Linked DNA regions of Homo sapiens: region 1 is linked to region 2. Evidence: read pairs that join two places in POLR2A ChIA-PET (ENCODE). Cell type or tissue: OCI-LY7. All regions are shown on one strand. Links, peaks and the distances in the headings refer to the core of each region. The heading gives the core; the rest is flanking DNA.

Region 1 (4,506 bases), core at 320-4,319, 170 kb after region 2:
ATGGCCCCACCACCTCTTCCATTCCTGACAGACGCCACTGCGCCCTTCAGCTCCCCTCAGCCCTGCAGTGCCCCCAAGCCATGGAGGCCTGCTGGCCATCCCCACCATCTTCCTCAGATGTTCTAGCTTTTCTCACTGCACGCCCTCAGCCAGACCTGCTTCCCTGGTTCCCAACCCTGCCCTGGGCTGCTTCCCACCCCTGCACCTCCATTTCTCTTCCCCCTACAGCTGGAGAGGTTTGAAATACATGTGTCTGCCCTCCCTCCACTCCTGTGGAGGTCCTTCCCTGCTCCCCCTGCCTTTAGGATGAAGTGGGTGATGGTTATTGCGGCCTCAAAGGCCCGTGGGGCACGTTTGTTGAGTAAAATGTGCATTTCCGGGGAGGGGTCCTCGCCTCTCTTCTGAGTCCGAGTCCTCATCCAGCGTTTGTAACGCGTGGGCCTGGCCCCCGCAGGCCTCCCATGTGAGTGCAGCCAGCTGCGCAAGGCCATCGGGGAGATGGACAACCAGGTCTCTCAGCTGACCAGCGAGCTCAAGTTCATCAAGAATGGTATGTGGCTCCCGGCGCCGCCCTCGCTCCCTCCCACCTCCCAGCCCTGTCCTGAGCCCCCCGGCAAGGGCTCTGCCGTGCCCACGCCTGCCCTGCCTGCCCTGCCGGCCCCTGCTGCCTGTGGCTGTGCCTTAAGTTTGTTGCACACATACAAGTGCTCACTTTTCAACCCTGCCTTACCCCACAGCTGTCGCCGGTGTGCGCGAGACGGAGAGCAAGATCTACCTGCTGGTGAAGGAGGAGAAGCGCTACGCGGACGCCCAGCTGTCCTGCCAGGGCCGCGGGGGCACGCTGAGCATGCCCAAGGACGAGGCTGCCAATGGCCTGATGGCCGCATACCTGGCGCAAGCCGGCCTGGCCCGTGTCTTCATCGGCATCAACGACCTGGAGAAGGAGGGCGCCTTCGTGTACTCTGACCACTCCCCCATGCGGACCTTCAACAAGTGGCGCAGCGGTGAGCCCAACAATGCCTACGACGAGGAGGACTGCGTGGAGATGGTGGCCTCGGGCGGCTGGAACGACGTGGCCTGCCACACCACCATGTACTTCATGTGTGAGTTTGACAAGGAGAACATGTGAGCCTCAGGCTGGGGCTGCCCATTGGGGGCCCCACATGTCCCTGCAGGGTTGGCAGGGACAGAGCCCAGACCATGGTGCCAGCCAGGGAGCTGTCCCTCTGTGAAGGGTGGAGGCTCACTGAGTAGAGGGCTGTTGTCTAAACTGAGAAAATGGCCTATGCTTAAGAGGAAAATGAAAGTGTTCCTGGGGTGCTGTCTCTGAAGAAGCAGAGTTTCATTACCTGTATTGTAGCCCCAATGTCATTATGTAATTATTACCCAGAATTGCTCTTCCATAAAGCTTGTGCCTTTGTCCAAGCTATACAATAAAATCTTTAAGTAGTGCAGTAGTTAAGTCCAAATAGTGGCAATGGGGTCTTGAATTACTACCTTTTAATTTCTATATGGAAAAGAACTCACTTTGACCAACACTTCTGTAAATTACATTACAATATAGGTTCCTTCACACTATTATCCATGTAAAAACAATTTTGCTTTGCTTCAAACCCAGATTTCAGGAAAACAACAACAAAATTCTCCAAACTTTACTACTAAATGTGTGGAGTCATTTTGTTCTCTTAATTTTTTCAATAGCTGTATTAGTTATCTTTTATTTTAATTAACTTTTGTAGAGGTGAGGTCTTGCTATGTGGCCCAGGCTGGCCTTGAACTCCTGGGCTCAAGCGATCCTCCCACCTCTCCTGAATAGCTGGGACTGCAGGCAGGAGCCACCACACCCGGCTTGTATGAGTTATTTATTGCTGCCTAACAAATTACCCCAAAACTCAGTGGCCTAAGAAAGATTGATTACCTCCCAGATCAGGAATCGGCACAGGGCTTAGCTCAGTCTTCTACTTCAGGGCCTCTCCCAAGCTGGAACCAAGGTCACTCCTCGTGTGGTTTGTGCAGAGCTCAGGTCCTCCTGGGTTGTTGGATGGAGGGCCTCAGTTTCCCACCAGCTGTGGGTCACAGGCTCCCGCAGTTCCCTGTCACAGGGGCCCTTCCCCTGGGCTGCCCACAACATGACAGCACCTTCCTCAGAGCAGCCCAGGAGAAGAGCCGAAGAGAGAAGCCGCAGCCTTTCCTAAGCTCACCTGGACATATCCTGCTGTCTGCATCCATTTGCGTTGCCACAAAGGAAAACCCGAGGCTGGGCAACAGATCAACAAAGAGGTTTATTTGGCTCACGGTTCTGCAGGCAGCACCAGAAGCGTGGTGCCAGCATCTGCTCCTGGTGAGGCCTCAGGCTGCGTCCACTCTCAAGTGGAGGGGGAGGGAGAGCCGGCACTCACAGAGATCACATGGGGAGAGGGAAGCCACGAAGAAAGAGAGGGAGGTGCCGGGCTGTTCTGCATAATCAATCAGCTTAGGGAACTAGCAGAGTGAGAACTTGCTCACTAGGGTAAGGACTGAGGACAGCACCCAAGATACTCATGAGGGTTCCGCTCCCGACCCAAACACCTATTTGGCCCCACCTCCACCATGAGGGTCACATTTCAACATGAGATCTGGAGAGGCCCAACAGCAAACCACAGCACGTGCCTTCCCTCTGTGGTGCTCTACCAGCTTGAGGCGAGGCACCGGGTGCAGCCCATACATGGGGGTGAATACCAGGGGGTGGGGACCACTGGGGGTCAGTTCAGAAGCTGCCTGCCACAGTACCTCATGGTTTTTTTTTTTTTGTATTTCAGAATCCCAATAAAAATAACAAGTATCTTCATTTTTAAAATAGAACACACGTACATGTACATTCCCTCCCAGCTGGTGTTGTGGGGCGAGAGGGAGCTGTGGAGCTGGCTCCCAGGGGTGGGTGTATTTGTGCACATCCTGTGAGGGAGGCCCCGACGGCCCTTTGTTCTAAGTTATCTATTCTGGGTGTTTGTACAGTGAAATGCCTTGGAAGATAAAGATAGTGTCTCCCTTCCCTGTCTCCCCACCGGAGAAAAGGGCAGGTTTGCCCGCAGCCTTGGAAAATAGAGTGTCTCGTTCTGTGGCAACAGGCAGGCATGGTTACTGTCCAGCATAATAAAGATGATGTCTCCCTCCAGGAAAGAGTGCAGGCATGTGTACTACCTGCTAGAGAAGAACCGGGTTCCCTAGGCTCAAGGGTCCTCCCTGTAACGGACCCACTGCATGTGCGGGTGCTGTCTGCCTTCTTCCTGAACCCCTGAAGGGAGTGGAGCCCAGGATACTGGTGCAGAAATGCCAATACCCCAGCTATGGCTGTTGCTGTAAGTAACAAAGTCCTTTATCTCTGACCCAGAAGTCTCATGTCTTCAGCCAGCACCCATGAACCTGGGACTGTAAGTAGGGTAAAATCTCAGGCCTTTCACAGTTCTTGACAGGAATTTCTTGATATCTCCTTGAATTTAATTCTCATCTCATTGGAAGGACATAGCAAACAAGTTTATTCCGGACCTGAGTGGTCCCTGGTTTGTTTGGATGGGAAGAGGAGCACCTTGTCTTCATGGAGCAGGTTCCAGGGAATGATGTACAGCTGGAGAAGCAGGTGCCGCTGCCTCGCCTGCTGGAAGGGAGCCCGTCAGAGCGACCAGGCTTTTGCTTCATTGGCGCAGACTCTGTGTATGAGAGATGGAGTCTTCCTACTGGTGCGTATATCCTTCTGGTGCTTACAAGCTACTGCAGCCATTAACTCACCCCTCTATCTGCTCACCCATGCATTCATTTACTAAGCAGTCAGTTTGAATATTTCTCCGTTTCTGACTCTGTCAGACCCATGGTTTTCTGTGTGGCAGTTCCAACAATGCCTGGAGTATAGCTGAAGAATTGGGGGATGCTGCTGTGTTTGTGTGTTGGGGGGCCAGGCTGTGTGTGGGGAGGGTTGTCACTGAGCAGGTCATCTCACTGAATGGGCAAGTCCTCAGTGGTCCCCACTTCTGGTCTCACAGGCTGTGCCCTGCTGTCCATCATCCCCGTGAGGACGCAGAGCCACTCCCTCAGCCCCCGCACCCCTCATCCCCCCATTGCCTCTGAACTCTCTGGTTCGCTGAGGTGGCCTTGAAATATAGGGCCCCAGACAGGCTGCAGGGGTTGCGCGTGTGATGACACAGGGACCATGTGAATGTAATTGGTAATATGTTCAACGCGACACACACATACGTCTAAGAAGCAAAAATCCTCCTTTACTTCAGTCAACTTTGCTCTAGTTGAGGGTCAGTCTTTCTAGGCCTTTTTCAAGAGCATGCACACACTCACACACACACACATACACACACGATTAAAACGTATCTGGAGAATGCCTCGGGGGTGGGCATTCTTTCTCACCTTCTTCATCAGCAACCTGTCTTGGGGCAATTCCCATGCTGCCCATGGGGCCTGCCTGCTTCTCCCATCCTGCCGCAGAGTATTCCAGAGTGTGGCCGCTGGGGGTTACTCACC
Region 2 (4,255 bases), core at 1-4,000:
GTGTGTGTAAAGGTCACCATTGCTGGCGTAGCGGCCGTTCTGGATCCTGTGCTCTGGTGTTCTGTGTCTGGATCCCGTGCTCTGGTGTTCTGTGTCTGGATCCCGTGCTCTGGTGTTCTGTGGTAGAACGCACAGCGTCGTGCGAGTGCACGTTCGTGAGGAGGAAACACGCCTTGGACAAAGCCTGCAGCCAGGATCAGAAAGCGTAAATAAAGCAGGTGTCCGCTTTTAGCAGGAAGTCATTTAGGTGAAGTTACTCTATCTCAATTAACAAAAACTAGAGTGGCTTGGCCGGGTGCAGTGGCTCATGCCTGTAATCTCAGCACTTTGGGAAGCTGAGGCACGTAGATCACTTGAGGTCAGGAGTTTGAGGCCAGCCTGGCCAACATGGTGAAACCCCATCTCTACTAAAAATACAAAAAATTAGCCAGGCGTGGTGGCAGTCGCCTGTAATCCCAGCTACTTGGGAGGCTGAGGCAGGAGAGTTGCTTGAATCCAGGAGGCGGAGGTTGCGGTGAGCCGAGATCGTGCCACTGCACTACAGCCTGGGCAACGAGAGCAAAACTCCATCTAAAAAATAAAAATAAATAAAAACTAGAGTGGCTTTAATGTGCGAGCCTGAATGCAAAACGCAGCTCACCGCCTCTACCTGGAGATCAGGAACCCCGGGCCACACAGGGCCATACGCTGGGTCTCTGTGGGATCCAAAGCCCCTGTGGGTTGTGTTGGGGGACAGCAGCTCCTGGGCTTTCCCCGCTAACTGCCACCGTTGCTTGTGTTACAGCGCGTTCCTTCACCTCGGGCAGAATAACTTTGCAGAAGCCCACAGGTTCTTCACAGAGATCTTAAGGATGGATCCAAGAAACGCAGTGGTAAGATCCCCAAGCTGCAGGATCCTCCATCCTCTGCCTTTCACAGACGCTAGAAACATACACCCACACACGTCTCAGCAGGGGCCTGCGCTCTCTCTCTCCAGTCCACCAGCTCCAGGCAGTGGCTGTGGCCCTTAGGGGAAGTGACCCAACAGGGCCACCTAGGCTCTGCCCAGCAGCTCTGCACCACCCCCAGGCCCCTAACACGGCCCAGCACGCAGCCTGGAATGGGCGGGCGTCTGTCCTGGTTGTGTGGGCCAACCCTGGGCGTGTGCTCCTCCCTAGGCCAACAACAACGCTGCCGTGTGTCTGCTCTACCTGGGCAAGCTCAAGGACTCCCTGCGGCAGCTGGAGGCCATGGTCCAGCAGGACCCCAGGCACTACCTGCACGAGAGCGTGCTCTTCAACCTGACCACCATGTACGAGCTGGAGTCCTCACGGAGCATGCAGAAGAAACAGGCCCTGCTGGAGGCTGTCGCCGGCAAGGAGGGGGACAGCTTCAACACACAGTGCCTCAAGCTGGCCTAGCTGCCTCCAACACACTACGTCAGAAGGACCCGGGTCTTTGAAACTGTGTCTTGAAGCTAATGTATTAATGTGACATGGAGGAACTCAATAAAACTCCTGCTTCACTGGTGTCTGCTGCGTGTCTTCTTGGTCCCAAGCCACGGCCCAGCCCAGGACTTCCCCGCAGTTGGTCGGCGTTCAGCCACGCAGTCCCTGCAGCTGGGTCACTGTTCATGAATGCAAGGGGCAGGCGTGCTGGGAGGACACAGCTCGTAGACAGGAAATCTGGAGTCAGCCTCGGGGCCTCTGTTCTGGAGGCCAATCCTGCTTTGCTCGTTCCTTCTGGACATCCTCAGAGAAAAGCTGGGAGGTGTGGAGACCCTCTCGCCGTGCACCTGCACGTACAGGGAGATTTACAACAGGGAAGACACCCCCCACAGATCGCCGCTCATGCTCCTCTTGCCCTCCCCACACACCCAAAACTAAGTGCGTTGGTCTTACCCATCCGAGTCTCCTCCAGCCTGATGCCAGCCAAACGACCCCTGCCAGCCTGGCGGTGGAGGAGAGGCCATCACTGTTTCTCCCATAGTTTATACGTCCACGTGGAGAGTGAGCTGAGTGGAACAGGAAGCACGACGCATAATGAAGCACAGGAAGAGCGCGTAAAACGCAGGCAGGCAGGGGCTGGGGGTGGTTTTGAAGCCAGACACGTGTTTTCATGTGTTCTCTCATGCCTGAAAGGCCTTTTGCCCTTACGTTTACACAGTTATTCCTGCTTTTGAAGAACTTAAAGTACCTGAAAATGTCTTCACTTTACGAAAGAACTCTGCCAAGGGTTCTCTAAATATCTAGCTTTGTGGATAGTTTTAAATATAATTCATTTTACAGACTGTGATATAAACATTTGCACAAAGCGAAGCCATATTTCTGTTAATTTTTGTAATAGAGTAGAAACATACAAACACTGCATCTACCAGACAGTCTCAGCCCATTTGCTGACATCTAGATTAATTATGCATTAAAAGAAAAGAAAAAAGAGGTGAGACAGCCAAAAGGACTGTTGGACACCAAGGAGGTTTCAAGATCTTTCTCTTCAAAAAGAGAACTGAAACTATTGTTAAGCCCAGAAAGATGAAGATGTAATTAGAAGCCCTCCACCTTGAGGGTCTTCCTTCAAATGTGACTTCAGGGATGAAGTGTAAGGCTCTTCCTCTGCTCCAACCTGGCACCTTACTGCAGGCATCTTACAGGATTTGCCAGAGGATTATGGAGCCCGTCCTTTACAGGCTCGGGGCTCAGAGCTGTCCCCGGCCAGTTGTGCGGGAAAGCAGACAGCAGTGCCCAGGCTCCAGCTAGACATGAGCCCGGCAAATCAGAAACAGAGATCAAAGTTCCCTAGTAAGCTGGTAAGCCTAAATCCACCCTCCCTCCCAAGCCCCACCCCCATGCTGCTGGCATGAGGCCAGGCCAGGTGACAGTATCATTGCCTCGTTTCTTGCCTGGATTATTTCTTCCTGGTTTTTTTGTTTTTTTTTTTTTTTTTTTTTTTGAGACAGGATCTTACTCTGTCATCCATCCAGGCTGAAGTGCAGTGGTGCAAACATGGTTCACTCCAGCCTCAACCTCCTGGGATCAAACGATTCCCCACTCTCAGCCTCCTGAGTAGCTAGGACCACAAGTGTGCTCCACCACGCCCAGATTTTTTTTATTTTTATAAAGATGGGATCTCACTATGTTGCCCAGGCCAGTCCCTAACTCCTGGCCTCAAGTGATCCTCCCACCTCGGCCTCCCAAAGTGCTGGGGTTACAGGTGTGAGCCATGGTGTCCAGCTAATTTTTTTTTCCTACTGCCTGTATGATTGCAGAATTTTTTGTTTTGTTTTGCTAGAAGAGGAAAACGGTGCTGTGAGTGTCTATAACGTCTGGGACAATTGTAGCTTATCTAGTTTACACTTAGCTTTTCTTTATGTTAAAAATAAATTATACATCCCAGAAATCTTTTCTAGAGCCAATTGAAGTGAATGGCTAACGATCAGAAAGCTTATTTTCTAACTGGAAAATGGGAACTCGCTGAGTTGATGATGGGCTCACAACTGTGGAAATGCCCACCCTGGAATGCACAGTGGAGAATGAAGAAGCCAGTAACCCTGATGGCATCGTTACCGAATGGCCAGGGTGTGCCAGGCGGCAAGGGTGGATTTGCTCCCTGAATGATCCATCCAGCTGAATCTTGAGTCATTCCGCGTTTGCCACGAGGGGCAGTGTTAGATCAGTGGTCCTCAAAGTGGGGTCCCCGAAGCAGCAGCACCAGGTTCTCCTGGGAACTTGACGGAAATGCACATCCTCAGCCACATCCTCTGATCACAGAGGAGTCAACTGCTGGGGCCTGGGCTGGGCCGGCCCGACAGTGTCGTCTGCACCGCCCTCCAGGAGCTTCTGGTGCTCCTGCAGGTGTGAGAACGCATGTCAGACGCCGGAGGCCACAGACAGAATTCCAGTTACACAGCAGGCGTTGGAGCCCATGGGCATCGCCATCCTGCCTTACACTGCTGGCCTCTTCTATGCCCCCTCGAGGATTGTGCCCCCACTTGTTCTCTCTGCCTGGACCCCTCCTGGCATGCACCTTCCTAGTCCCTATTCAGTGTCACCCCCTGAAGCCTGCCCTCAACCCCAGGACAGTGCAGCCCCGTCCACACTCCCCTTACCTCTTGTCCTGGACCCACACAGGCTCCGCAGCACCTGCTCCTGGCACGGCCCCACAGTTGCAGTACTTGGGCTGGAGCTGCCGCCATGAGGTCCTCCTTCAAACACCCAGTTCCAGCGTTCCCCGGGAAGCTTCCCATGCCATCTTGTCACGTCTTGCACCCAGCACCGAG

Evidence for each region. Peaks named below come from ENCODE experiments on the same cell type or tissue, not always from the same donor. Only the 100,000 strongest peaks of a DNase experiment are listed, where the experiment ranks them.
Region 1: POLR2A ChIA-PET joins it to region 2 with 5 read pairs; 5 of 35 experiments call an interaction of 5 or more read pairs at or near these places.

What each region holds. Positions count from the first base shown.
Region 1 is chr2:3,642,990-3,647,495 of GRCh38, forward strand. COLEC11 (collectin subfamily member 11) reads left to right here. Exons shown (of 7, transcript NM_024027.5): 6 at 455-550; 7 at 738-1,655. The coding sequence ends at 1,129. It also overlaps a transcript of ALLC not described here. Among named protein-coding and RNA genes, the nearest start is that of ALLC, 13 kb to the right of the region's middle. In OCI-LY7, for the core only: no CTCF peak of the experiment used is centred there; no DNase peak of the experiment used is centred there.
Region 2 is chr2:3,478,062-3,482,316 of GRCh38, forward strand. It overlaps TRAPPC12 (trafficking protein particle complex subunit 12), which reads left to right. Exons shown (of 12, transcript NM_016030.6): 11 at 785-872; 12 at 1,158-1,504. The coding sequence ends at 1,400. TRAPPC12-AS1 (TRAPPC12 antisense RNA 1) reads right to left here. Exons shown (of 2, transcript NR_046720.1): 1 at 4,085-4,255; 2 at 532-3,824. It also overlaps the pseudogene LOC112268321. Among named protein-coding and RNA genes, the nearest start is that of TRAPPC12-AS1, 3.1 kb to the right of the region's middle. In OCI-LY7, for the core only: no CTCF peak of the experiment used is centred there; DNase peaks (open chromatin) are centred at 2,070, 2,500 and 2,800; H3K27ac peaks cover 2,091 bases.